Regions from separate parts of the Mus musculus genome. Here region 2 is linked to region 1. Evidence: chromatin contacts called from ENCODE Hi-C data. All regions are on one chromosome and are shown on one strand. Each heading gives the region's core, a stretch centred on a gene start or an enhancer-like site at or near the end of the contact. The rest is flanking DNA. Distances are from core to core; before and after follow the strand shown.

What was found. A loop is a pair of places that touch in the nucleus more often than their neighbours do.
Region 2: a loop to region 1 is called in a map of left cerebral cortex, with 5 times the contacts of the local background. The contact joins two enhancer-like sites. A Hi-C loop is called at or near these places in 12 of 37 maps with a recorded cell type or tissue (Patski, adrenal gland, heart and 1 more).

What each region holds. Positions count from the first base shown.
Region 1 is chr1:170,292,780-170,299,435 of GRCm38, reverse strand. Gm7694 (predicted gene 7694) reads left to right here. Exons shown (of 3, transcript NM_001198955.1): 3 at 1-1,243. Among named protein-coding and RNA genes, the nearest start is that of Gm7694, 10 kb to the left of the region's middle. Within about 2 kb of position 3,161, at least 1 of the 3 ENCODE cell types and tissues checked has a DNase peak (open chromatin) inside an H3K27ac peak, as active enhancers do.
Region 2 is chr1:170,842,782-170,849,437 of GRCm38, reverse strand. Atf6 (activating transcription factor 6) reads left to right here. Exons shown (of 16, transcript NM_001081304.1): 4 at 221-321. Among named protein-coding and RNA genes, the nearest start is that of Gm29733, 4.9 kb to the left of the region's middle. Within about 2 kb of position 3,442, at least 2 of the 3 ENCODE cell types and tissues checked have a DNase peak (open chromatin) inside an H3K27ac peak, as active enhancers do.

The DNA.
Region 1 (6,656 bases), core at 1,912-4,411:
AATCCATGCAGCCAGGCATCTGAAGGCTCTGTTGGAGTATACAAGACTGTTAGTACATCTGCAGCACACACGCGCTTTACTCCAAGAACATCCCAGGGATGTGACATTTGATCCTGAAGTCAGAGAAGTTCATAGAACTAACATTTGAGGACCTATGGATTTTCCCACATCTTAGCCAAATCAGAGCGTTCAGGCTTTAGGGTGGAAAGTCTAAGCATTCACCAGAGAGCAAGTCCATTGTAATCTGTGCTCTCCATATCAAAATCTTGGTTTGCTCCTCTGATAGGAAGCTCACAGGTATCTGCTCCCTGGGACATCTCCTCCCCAGAGCCTAGGTGCTATGGTTGCCTAAGACCAACAGCATGAGGCTTGGCTTGGCTCAAGCACCCAGGACACTGCTAGAGCCCTGGCCCTCAGGCCCAGGGTTGGCCAAGAGATCCCACCATTGTCCCAAGAGCCTTAAAGAAGGATCTTCTGAGTACTTCAAACTTGATGCTTGATGTTGGATTAGGTGCCATGCACGCCTGCATCAACTGTAAGGCCTTGGCCATCTCCCTGCTACAGGGGTGGTGCTGCTACCCCAGGAGGCCCTCTGAGACTGAGCCTTGTCTTAGATGCTGGAGATACTGCCTGGTGCTAAGGGGCTAAGGGTTTCCCTGCAGCAATAAATCCTCCCGAGGGCTTCCACTCACATCAGCTCTTCCAGCTAGTGACCTCATCAGGCTCACTGACCATCTCAGCACTGTGGACTTCAGCACAGCAGCCTTCACAATGAACCCAGATGCTCTGGGGTTTTGGCCTTTGGGGAGTTTGATCTGCATGGCTCAAGAGCCGGCTAACAGGGAGGAATGAAGGGTCTTACTTCAATGTCTGTTTAAAGAAGCTGGTGTCTTGGTGCCCTTTTCTTTCCACTTCTTTCCAGGCCCCGACTTGTATAACCCTATTCAGACCATAACTTTTCTTGATAGATGACAAAGTCAGCTTCCAGAAACATGGAAAGAAGGTGTCCCCTCCTTAGTCCCAGCCCACACTTCTCTCTAGAAATGTATCTGTGAATGTTCTGGGAGATATGAAGACATGTGTTTTAATCCATCATCTTTTAAAGAACAAGTTTGGCCCCTGTTGGAAAGAACAAGATTATAGTTCTATTCTGAGTATTTTTTAGAGAGTTCATATTTATATTTTTAGAGATTTTTTTTCTTGTAGAAGGAAATTGCATAATAAAATGATAAATGTGTCTTGCTGGCTTGTCTTTTTTTCCTCCTGACTGGTGGAGAGTTCTAGAGTCCTGGGTGCCTGAAGGAAACCTGGGTGGGTGTAGAGCCATGACATCTTGCTTTGCAATCTGGCAAGACTGAGGAATGAAGGAGCCGGAAGAGAGGCGGAGGGGTTCTATAAACGAACCTCCATCTTGAGGCCTGTAGAGTAATGAGGACAAGTTAGGACAGACCATTTTTTATGTAACTGACTGACTGACTGCTGTAAGGGTCTCCATACATGACTGTTACTGTATCATCAACATGATGTGTACATATCCAGCCCTCCTTGGGGGAGATCTGTAAGGAAACACAATGCCCATAGGCTTCTCCTTGAAGATCTTACCCTAGGGTCCATAGCCCACTTCCATCATAAATGAGCAGAACCCCATGCTCATGTGTACATTCTTCCCCACAGAGACCAGAGCAACGACCTCGCAGGGAGTTAGCATCAGCAGCTATCAGCACAATACTCAAAGCTGTCGACTTTAGGGAAATTGCTTCCATGGCTGCTTTGAACTACAACAACCCTAGATGTCATTTACTGAGAGAATGTGACTTAAACAAGAGCTGATGAGGAGTCCCTTCACCATTAATGTTGTCAGATCTCAGGATCCGGAGGAGCCATGCCCTAGAGCAGCAGTTCCATGCTCTAGAGCAATGGTTCTCAACCTATGAGTCGCAACCCCTATGGGGGTCAAATGACTGTTTCATAGGGGTCACCTAAGACCATCAGAAAACAGAGATACTTAGATTACAATTCATAACTACCAAAATTATAGTTATGAACTGTAGCAACAGAAATAATTTTATGGTTGGGGGTCACCACAAACAGGAACTATATTAAATGTTGCAGCATTAAGAAAGTAGAAGGTTCAGTACTCTAGAGAATCAATCTATTGACTCTCTTAATAGAAAGAAGGTAGAGAGGAAGCAGGAGGCTCTGGAGGGAAAGGGACATCTGTTGTGTTCACACGGCCATTCACATTACCAAAGGAGGGAAAAATGGGTCCTTTCTGTCTAGACATTTGCTGCCATGACTAAGCCAGGGTTTGGAGTCTACAGTCCAGCATGCTGAGGCTCCTGGTTCTGTGTCATGAGCATCTTTACATGAGGGCAAGTCTCTGGCCTTTTCTGCATCTTATGGCTGTGGCTTCCAAGAGGTGGCAAAAGAGAAAGAGAGAAAGAGAGAGAGAAGAAAGAAAGAAAGAAAGAAAGAAAGAAAGAAAGAAAGAAAGAAAGAAAGAAAGAAAGAAAGAAAGAGAGGGAGAGAGAGAGAAAGAAAGAAAGAAAGAAAGAAAGAGAGAGAGAAAGAGAGGAGGGAGAAAGGAAGAAAGAAAAGAAAAGAAAGAAAGAAAGAAAGAAAGAAAGAAAGAAAGAAAGAAAGAAAGAAAGAAAGAAAGAGAAAGAGAGAGAAGGAAGGAAGGAAGGAAGGAAGGAAGGAAGGAAGGAAGGAAGGAAGGAAGGAAGGAAGGAAGGAAGGAAGGATGGACTTTTTAAGCTAGCTGGCTTTCCCCACTGCAGAGCACAGCTATGTTATTCCAGGAAAGCAGGAGTAACAAAAACCAACCCAGTGATATGCTATGCATGGGAAAAGGCGTTGAAAATACTTAACAACAGCAACATTTTTCTTTAAGTCTGTGCTGCAGTGACCATTCTTTAGGTGACCTTTTCTATTGGATGGCTTTGGGCTCTTCTTCTGTCATCAATCAGGTGTTAAAATGCGCCTGCTACATCATGCTCTCCTTTCCCACAATTGTGCAACATTTTTGTTTTATTTTATTGCCTATAGTCAAGTATGCAGAAATGATTATAAAAAAGTAGGGATTTTTAAAATATAAGTGTAGAAGTGGGTGTGCATATGACACTTTTTCAAAGCTGTCCTCTAATCTGGTCTAGAAACTAGAGGGGGAAGATGCATTTTAATTTAGACACTGGTGACAATACGGGGCCCTCTCTTAACAGTGGACGAGGATGCCATGCCTCTCCTGTAGGTACTGTGCTAACAAGATGTGTTAGAGCACAGACAGAATCACCCAAAGCAGGCCAATTCATTTCAGCTGCAAGAGGGCCCATTTCCTCTGGGCTTAAACCAATTGCTAAAGGACATTGACAGTCTAGGCTACTGAGAACTCTAGTTGGTTTGCTGGGTCAGTGCAATGCTAGTGGGGAACCCTGGTTGAAATTCTGAGCCTGCACCCCAGATGCTGTTCCCAACTCAGAGAATTTCCTATTGGTCAGCTTTCTCACCAGTTTTGGAATTAATCTGAGGTATGTGAATGCTAAGAATGTTCAGGAACTTTGTAGGCTTCCATTGTCTCTTCATTCCCTGCCATCCCAAACCTCTGAATTTCCAAGCCCGGCCTGGCCATGATTAGCTCTTGAGATTTTGACCCTCTGGGTCATCTAGGCTTCACTCAGCAGTGCTCCCCACAAGGTCCTCCAGGTTTATAACACCTCACATGAAGCACACCACCACCACCACCACCATGGCTCTCCTGGGAGTAGGGACAAGCACAGATTGATCATGTGTTCAGACTCACTATCTCCTAAGTACAAGTGGCGTGTCTGCTTTTCATCTCTCAAGAAAGCTTGCTTCAGAATCTTCCAGTTGTGCAGTGAAATCCCTGTGGAGGTCTTTCCCCCTCCGGTGAGCCTTCCTCCCTACTGTCATGTTCACCAGGGGCACAGGATGAAAGCCCAGTCTTCCCACCACCAACTTCGTACTAATGAGAAAATTCCTCCACTTTCGGTATCTAGGGACCGACCCTCTTGAGACACGAGTCTTTGTGTCCAGCTTATCTCCAGCTGCTGCCATGATGAATAGGCCAGCCCAAGGGAGCCTGGGGAAGCTCTACCCCCAGGAAACGTGGCTATTAATACAGACAGAGAAGCAGGCCTGAAGAAATATTTAAGGACCAACTGGAATACACCAGACTGCATTCTCTCCCGTGGGAGTTGCTTAAGTTTATGTTGGTTGCATGGAGCAGAAAACATGGCCTGTGTTTTCCTTTACTATAGGAAAAGAAAAAGGCCCACAAATCAAACCCCCCAGCAAACTGCAGCATTCTTCTCCTTTTACCATTTCAATAGTCAGCTCTTCCCAATGCCATCTGCTTAGCTACCTTCTTCCTTAAAGCATCCCTCTGTTTGCCGCCTTATCTGTCCGAAGCTTGTGCCTCTTACATAATCCTAGTTGGCTCGATCTGATGTTCAGCCTACACCGTGGGCCAACGCACTGCTCCCCAGGAAGTTTGGGATTGTCCCAGCCACCGAAGGGTAGTCAAGCCTGGACTTCCGAGGCAGAGGGAAGTAAGTCCAACCAGCTTGAGACATCAGCACTGTAGATGAGTTCCCAACACCTGCAGTTGACCGGCCCAGACTTCCCATGTGCCCCTTGGTTCTTCGTAAACTGTTTAGATTAGCCTTCGTGGCATAGTTAGTCCTGTGTGTTGTCTGGGACAAAGAGCAGAGCTGGAGAATGCTTTGTAGTTGAGAAGGTTTGGCTGGGGAAGCTTCATTGTTTGGAGATACTGTGTTGGCCTGTATGGGCAGCGACTGTGTGCATTACAGCTCACGTGTAAGAGTAGTTAGAGTATGGGTTAGGGACTTTGGCCCGGCCTCTCCCATATCAGTCAGTGACTCTGGGTAGTGTATGTTGTGACCAGGACTAGGGCCTTGCTGTGAAGTGAGATGTCAGATGGTTCTCTGTACTCTAGGTCACCCTCTGCCCAGCCTCAACCTACCTACTATTCCAAGCTTTTATGCTGCTATTTCATCTCTGCCCCAGAACCCCAGAACATCAGAACACCAGGACCCCAGGACCCATGGACCCCAAATTGCCCAGAATCTCTTCCCTGCCTTTGTTTTAGTTTTGGTTTTTGGAGTTGGGGTTTGACTACATAGCCTAGGATAGGCTTGAACTTGCAACCCTCCTGTCTCAGCCTCCCAAGTGCTGGGATTACAGGTAATCGCCACCACCACTGCCTCAGCTACACTTGCGCCTTCCTCCGATTTTGTCAGGCCTTGACAATTCATCCTTCACATTTCCACCGGTGTCTTCCCCTCCCTCTGTTTCTTTCTGCTGTTCCCAGTCTATTGTGAATGTGAAGTCACAAGGTCTGGGCCAGGCTGAGCTATATGTTCCCAAATAGCACCAATCAGCTGGGGGACCAAGTATGCAAACGCTTAAACATATGGAAAATATTCACCCTCAACATATGGGGAATATTCACCCTCAAACCCCACCCTACCCCATGCTGTGTGGTCATATAGTCCCAGGTGGTTTGCAGAGCAGTACAGCCTTTTGTGTCTCTCCTCAAGTCTCTGAGAGCTTTTGGGACAGGGCTCATACCATCTTCAGTTCTTAATAATCCATTTGCCATTCTAGGCCTTCACTGGTGGTTAATTGTATCTCTGAAGCTCCTATGTAGTTAGTCCAGCAATTGTTCTGATCAGTTTGCACATGCCCTCTCACTTGAATTTTTCTGGAATGCTATAATCTTATTAAGCCCATTTTCCAGACACAGATAAGCTTTTACTGTGGTCAGAAAACCCGACGTGCATGATCTCATTAATTCTCACATCTTGAGGGGAGCTATCTTGGCAGGACTGGGGGGGCGGGAGAGGTGGAGGGCTATGAACCATACACCTGATGAAAAGAAAAGTGAGCCCCAGAAGGCCAGGGTTATCATGTGTGCACGAGTGGGGGTGGAGGATGAGGGGTGGTGGAGATGTCACTCATCTTCCCTGCCACCATCCGGTAACTCTGTGCATTTCCATCACACCAGTCTAATGAGCAATTCCAGGAACTAGTCATGGCCTAGAAATATCTTTTTGAGTTTGACCTTCTCCAAGGATAAATGGAATTTCTCCAAACACTGATTATTCTTTCAAAATGGGAATTTAGAGACCCTTTTCTCTACCCCTTGTTCTTTTTCCAGAAGAGGGAACAGCAGACTATGTTTTTTAAATGGTGCTAGGAATTTCATGGAACCCCTATGGTAACACTTCAAAGTAAGAGACCTTATCCTTGTCTCCTAGGCCCCAGATCAAAACTTTAGGGATTTTAAGGACTTTGTCGATCATCCATGTCAGCCAATAACAAAGCTGCTGTTAGGGTCTCCACAAAACATTGATTTTCCAGGGTGTTTGTAAGAATCTGCGCTGACATGTAAGCATTTCCTCTTGCAGAAGACGATGGAGCCAAGAGGCAGGAGTGCTTACAAACCCCTGGAGGGACGGCTTATGTGCTTACCTGGTTATCGACTCCGAAGTTCAAGCGTTCAACTGGGCACTGAGTTCTGTTTGGCAAATACCTGCCAAGGAAAATCGGTCAGGTTTTGCAGCTACCATGGTTACTCAAACAGTGCTTGGGAAAAAAACACACACACAAAACAA
Region 2 (6,656 bases), core at 2,193-4,692, 550 kb before region 1:
CCTCAACCAAGAAAGCCAGTGCACCAGTTTCTTCTTTTTCTCCAGAGAGTTAGCGCAGGAGTGACTTCCTACAGGAGTACAAGTGATTTTGAGTTTTTCATTGAAATGATGTTTTTGTAACCAAACTGCTAATTGAATTTTCAAAGACCATTTTGCCCATCTTATTGTGAGTTTGTATGAGTTGGTGTGTAAAACTGTCCACCATGTCTTTCCCTGACAGACATGAAGGCAGAGCCCCAGCCTCTTTCTCCGGCTTCCTCCAGTTGCTCCATCTCCTCTCCTCGGTCCACAGACTCGTGTTCTTCAACTCAGCACGTTCCTGTAGGTGGCCAGTCTCTTGTGATGTATTTATTGGGTTTAATGCCATCTGGGAAATGGGGGCTGGGGTGGGGTGGGGGGAAGGCGGTTGACATTAATGTTTTGAGTAATCTCATTCTCTGAGGAAAAGAGACTTGACAGGGCCTTGTGGGAGTGAGAAATCTGTTACCTCCTGGGTTCGGCTCCCTCCCTTTTGTTCTTGCTTCCTCAGTGCCCAGTAGTCTTTGCTTACTGGTTTTCTTTTCTTTCTGTACCCATCTTTCCACTCCCTTAGAATATACATTCTTTAAGGACTTGGAAGAATGTAAGATTTATAATTCCTGGGTCATAGAGTTCAGGAACTCCTACCATTATCTTTCAAATTAACTAAGATCTTTACAAAAGTCTGATAGCTCCTTTGGAGTGCATCCCTGGCCCTCACAACAAAAGCTTTGAAATCAAGGAAATGGAATACCTGATTTAAGTAATGGGAAAGGCAAAGTACAAGAAGAAAAATCAAATTAATATTTCATATATTTTAACTTTTATAAATTGAGCCATCTTTATTCTGGCAGGTTCTATACTTAGCAAACTTCTAAATTTTGGGAATTCTGTTTGCTTTGGGGTGTGTGTGTGTGTGTGTGTGTGTGTGTGTGTGTGTGTGTGTTTAGGTAGATGACAACCTTCAGGAGTTGGCTTTTTCCTTCTACCATGTTGTTATCAGCTGAGTTTTTGGGACCTGCACGGCAGGCATTTCTCCCTGCCGAGCCATCATCTCCCCAGCGCTGTATTCACTAGGAATTCTAAGATTACTTTTTGCTTTTGCTGGGCCATCAGCACCTGACCTTAGGATAAAAGCCATTAGGATCTTACCTGGTGGTCTGTCTACCAACTCTCCAAACCTTTCTTAGTAGAGTCACCTTCAAAAACAACTCTTAAAATTACAAAATGTACTATGTCCTTTGCCTTAAAGCCGTTTAATTACTTCCTAGTGCTCAAAGTGTGGAGTTCAGATTCTCTGTGTGCTGGTCCTCCAGGTCTGCCGTGCTTACAAACACTTTCTAGTTATTTCAGCCTTGCTTTGTGTTGCCCTTCCTATCCTCACTCCCCATTTAGCTTGTGTCCTGTGAGTTTCTTCTGAGAACTGTGCACATGGCTCATGCAGTCCTGTGCTAGGCACTTTGCAGCACTGGAAGTAGGGTCTCTGTTGTTATAGTGTTAGGGGGTTTTGTTTTTGTTTTGTTTTTTAATGAGACAGCATCTAACTGTATAGCTTCTTCTCTTGCTGCTGTGGCAAAACCCCTGACCAGTGCAACCTAAGGAGTAACGGTCTCTTTTGACTCAGTCTGTCATGGATGGGAAGGCATGGCCGCAGGAGACGAGGCTGATGGTCACATCGTGACCATGGTCAGAAAGCAGACAGACAAACGTCCCTGCTTTGCCTGCTTTCTCTGTTTCTGAAGCCTGACACCTCAGCCCATGGAGCAAGGCTGCCCACATTCAGTGTGGGTCTTCCCACTTGAGTCTAACTAGGAAGTGCCTCACAGTTATGCCTAGGAATCTGTTTTCAAGGTGGTTCTAGGTCCCGTCAAGTTAGTAACCAGTATAAACCAGTACAGCAGTGAAAGGGACTTCTGACTTGTGGTCCTGCTGCCCCAGCATCCCAAGTGCTAGGATTGCAGGGTTCTTTTAAAGGTAGTCTTACTGTGTTGCCCAGGCTGGGCTTCAGTGCAGGAATGTGCCACTGTGTCTGGCCTGGGTTGTTTCCTTCCTTCCTTCCTTCCTTCCTTCCTTCCTTCCTTCCTTCCTTCCTTCCTTCCTTCCTTCCTTCCTTCCCTCCCTCCCTCCCTCCCTCCCTCCCTCCCTCCCTCCCTCCCTCCCTCCCTCCCTCCCTCCCTCCCTCCCTCTCTCTCTCTCTCTCTCTCTCTCTCTCTCTCTCTTTCTTTCTTTCTTTCTTTCTTTCTTTCTTTCTTTCTTTCTTTCTTTCTTTCTTTCTTTCTTTCTTTCTTTCAGCAGGATTTCACTGTGTAGCTCTGGCTGGCCTGGAACTTATTATGGAGACTAGGTTGGCCTTGAACTTGTAGAGATCCTTCTGTCTCTGCCTTCTAGGTGTAGAGATTAAAATAATAACCAGCACGCCTAGCCTGGTTATTCTTCTTCTTCTTTATATTTATATAAGGTGCACATATATTTATTTTATTATTATTGTTCTTACTAGTTCTGTTATTGTTGCTGCTGCTCTTCCTCCACTTCCTCTTATCCATGTCCTTATCCTTTTTCCTGCCTTTTACCTCTCTTCCTCCTTTCCTTCTATTCTTCCTCCTCCTGTTACTCAAAAGCTTATCACTCAGAAAGACATTCTCTAATTTTTTATTGTTTTTTGTTTTTGTTTTGTTTGTTTGTTTGTTTTTTCGAGACAGGGTTTCTCTGTAGCCCTGGCTATCTTGGAACTCACTCTATAGACCAGGCTGGCCTTGAACTCAGAAATCTGCCTACCTCTGCCTCCCAAGTGCTGGGACTAAAGGCATGCGCTACCACCGCCTGGCTAATTTTTTATTCTTGTTCTCTTGCTTACACTGCCTTTTTATTTGGAATGATCTTAAATTTGCAAATATATTGTGGAGATTTTTGTCTGAGCCATTTGAGGGTCAGTTGGCCACTGAATTCCAAATTCTATAATGTCTACCTCCTATGAACAAGAATGTTTTTTTTAACAACAATACAGCCACCAAAACCAGGAACTAAACATTGATATATAACAATAATCTCATCTGTAGCCCTGTAGGCATATTTGTTTTAGCTATTTTATTTGGTTTTTATGTACCTCTTTCTCCCTTCCAGCCCTTATTCCTTCCAACCCCCCATCACCAGGTAGTAGAGAAGGAAGGGTGGAGGAGAAAGGAGGCTAGGTCTCTTTAAACTACTTCCTGCTGACTAAAGCAAGTCTAATCTTCCGCTACCGGGAAGTCCAGCTTCTTCTGGTCTCTTTCCTCTCAACCATCAGCAGCAGGAGCAGGACCCAGCAGGGGGTACAGCCGAACAGCCAGGCTTCTTCCTTAGTGTTCCCCTGCCCCTCAGAGTTCCCTCAGCCCCCTCTGGCATTTGGCTTTTTTTTTTTTTTCTCTCGCTCAAGAGTTCCCAGAATTAAGCTATCTGCACTGGGCACAGATCCTGCCCCTGCTGGAGCACGAGGCAGTCAGTCTGCTGCTGTGGATAAGCTGAAGGAGGCCACACCAGGGATTAAAACAGAAACATGTCTCCGTAGCATAACTGAGGTTAAAAGAAACCAAAACTCGCACTACCCAGTCCCGGTTTAGATTGTGCAATTTCCCATGTAGCTCCCCTTAGATTCAGACCAGCAAAAGCATCAGGTTATGTTGCATGTGGTTGTCTTTCTGCTTTAATTTTCTTTATTCTGGAACAATTCTTCCTTCTTGACTTCGTGCTTTAATGACCTTATCATTTGGAGTGCCAGACGTTTCCTCAGGATTGGAGTCAGCTTTAGTGTCTATGGCAGGAATGCCACAGAAGTGGTTTTGTGTCTGTCTTTTGTTTGTTTGTTTTAGCCTCTCTCTCTCTGTCTCTCTGTCTCTCTCTTTCTCTCTCTTGGTTTTTGAGACAGGGTTTCTCTGTATAGCTTTAGCTGTTTGGCTGTCTTGGAACTTGCTCTGTTTACCAGGTTGGCTTGCAGCTCATATAGATCACCCACCTCTGCCTCCTAAGTCCTAGGATTAAAGTAGTAAGGATGTCACCACTACCAGATCTGTTTTTGCCTTTTGAGATAGGATCTCACCTAGTTCGAACTGGTTTAAAGTTGCTATGTAATGGAAAATGGCCTTCAACTCCTGATTCTCCTGCTTTCACCTCCCAAGAACTGAGGTTACAGGTGCAGGCCACCCACACTCCACCTTGTCATTTATTTTTGATGATAAGATTCAGTTTGATGACAGTTTGAGGTGGTCCTGTTACTGGTGATGTTCACCTCAGTCAGCTGACAGCATCTGCTAGGCTCTCAGCCAAGAAGCTGCTCTTTTCTCCCTTTGCTAGTTGCCAGTATTTTGTGAAGAAGGTACTTTTAAACCGTGGAAAAGTACTGCTCTTAAAATAATAAGCTGGGCGTGGTGGCGCACGCCTTTAATCCCAGCACTCGGGAGGCAGAGGCAGGCAGATTTCTGAGTTTGAGGCCAGCCTGGTCTACAAAGTGAGTTCCAGGACAGCCAGGGCTATACAGGGAAACCCTGTCTCGAAAAACCAAAAATAAAAAAATAAAAAAAAAAATGAACATTTACTTTTTTATTTTGTGTGTCTTATGTATGGTTGTTCATGATGGCTCACAGTGAGTGTGTGAAAGTCAGACTCTTTCTACCACATGGGTTCCGGGGGTTGAACTCAGTGCCTTTACTCGCTAATCTGTTCTCCTGCCCGAATGTGCGGGTCTTTGTCAAGCTATCCATCACCCAGATACTTGTTAACATTAGTGTTGACTTACTGTTTCCCATTGGGTTTAGACTGTAACCATTGCTGTGATTATTTATTCTGGTGTTTGTGTTGTCTCGTATTTAGCCACCAGGAGTCGCTGTCTATGGCTCCTGTGATCTTTCACTAGGCTTCTGTTGGGCTCAGCCATGTTACATGAAGGCTCTCCTTCCTTGCCTTGCCTTCTTAGGTCCGTGGGTCCCCTTGTGAATGTGTTCCCAACACTTCTGGTACCCTGACAAGTCCCCCGGGCATGGAGGGTGCTCTTGCAGCCCCATCTAATGCCTGATGCTTAAATTATTCAGGAAAGAATATTTTCTAAGTGAGTGTTAACACAAGTTTTTCATAAGGTAAAGATGACCTCAGATCCATTTAAAATTGCCTTAGTATGTGATTTGAGACACAGGCTCAATTTTATGTTTCTCTAAAATATTATTAAAAGGTTTATTCCAATATCATATATTAAAAGTTTATTTGTCCCCCTCTCTGATTTCATTTATAAGTATGCATTTTAAATTTATAGAGATGGTATTATTATTATTAATTATTGGTTTGCTGTTATTGATTTATATTTGAGTTTTGAGACAGAGTTTTGCTTTGCAATTCAGGCTAACCTTGAACTCATGAACCTCTGCTTCAGCTTCTTGAGTGGTGTGGTTATAGGTGTATTCCACATGCCTGGCTCCCATTTACTTTTAAAGATGAATTCCTGTTACTCTGTATCTATTAACTCTGTTGCATCTAACTGCACATTTCAAAACGCATTCACTGTATTTTACCCATACTATGAAGAATATATTTTTGTAAAAATAATATTCTCTTGTGGCCCTGTGTCAGGATCCCTTGGGATGTATGTCCACATGTGGAGAAAGTGGGTGACAGGCTGCAGGTCCTTGTCAGTCAGTGCTTGCGTGCTTTCCCGGAGCTGCTGCAGGCGCTCAGCAGGCGCTCAGCAGGCGCTCAGCAGGCGCTCAGCAGGCGCTCTGCAGGCGCTCAGCAGGCGCTCAGCAGGCGCTCAGCAGGCGCTCAGCAGGCGCTCAGCAGGCGCTCAGCAGGCGCTCAGCAGGCGCTCAGCAGGCGCTCAGCAGGCGCTCTGCAGGCTTTGAAGAGCCTGGGAAGTTTTCTGCTAGGGCCGATGTTATCCAGGAGTCTGGGATTTTTCCAGATAGTAAATCTTTGATTATTTTTTCTTTGATTATTGGTTGTTTACAAACTGTCTCTAATTTCATTATGTATTTATGATCTTCATAAATTGTGTATTCTTGTCCTTTGACAGTTGTCTATGGATTTACTGTCTGTTTTTGTGCTATTTGCAAGAATCAGATGAGTGGTTAAGACATTAAGTTGTGCTGTGTGACGTCTGTGTTGGTGTGTGAGGAGGCTGGTTCGTCAGGAGTACCTCACCCCTGTGAGACAGCTCTCAGTCCTCAGACCTAACTCATCAGGTGGCTGACCTGAGCCCCAGGGCTCCCTGTCTGTTTTTCCCAGCCTGAGGTGAGAAGTGTGAGAAGACAGTACTTTCCTCCCTGACTCTCAAGTCTCAAACTCTTGCTGGGTAAAGGCATTGCTAACCTCATTTTCCTATTATCTATCAACTTTGTAGTCTTTGGGTTTTTTTGTTTTTTTTTTTTGTTTTTTGTTTTTTTGTTTTGTTTTGTTTTGTTTTTTTCCAGACAGCGTTTCTCTGTGTAGCCTTGGCTGTCCTGGAACTCACTCTGTAGACCAGGCTGTTCTTGAACTCAGAAATCCATCTGCCTCTGCCTCCTGAGTGCTGGGATTAAAGGCGTGTGCTGCCACTGCCCGGCTGCAGTCTTGTTAAGTAAAACTTATTAATTTTCAATTACTCATATATGCCCCCACATATACCCTCTTTCCTTCTTGGC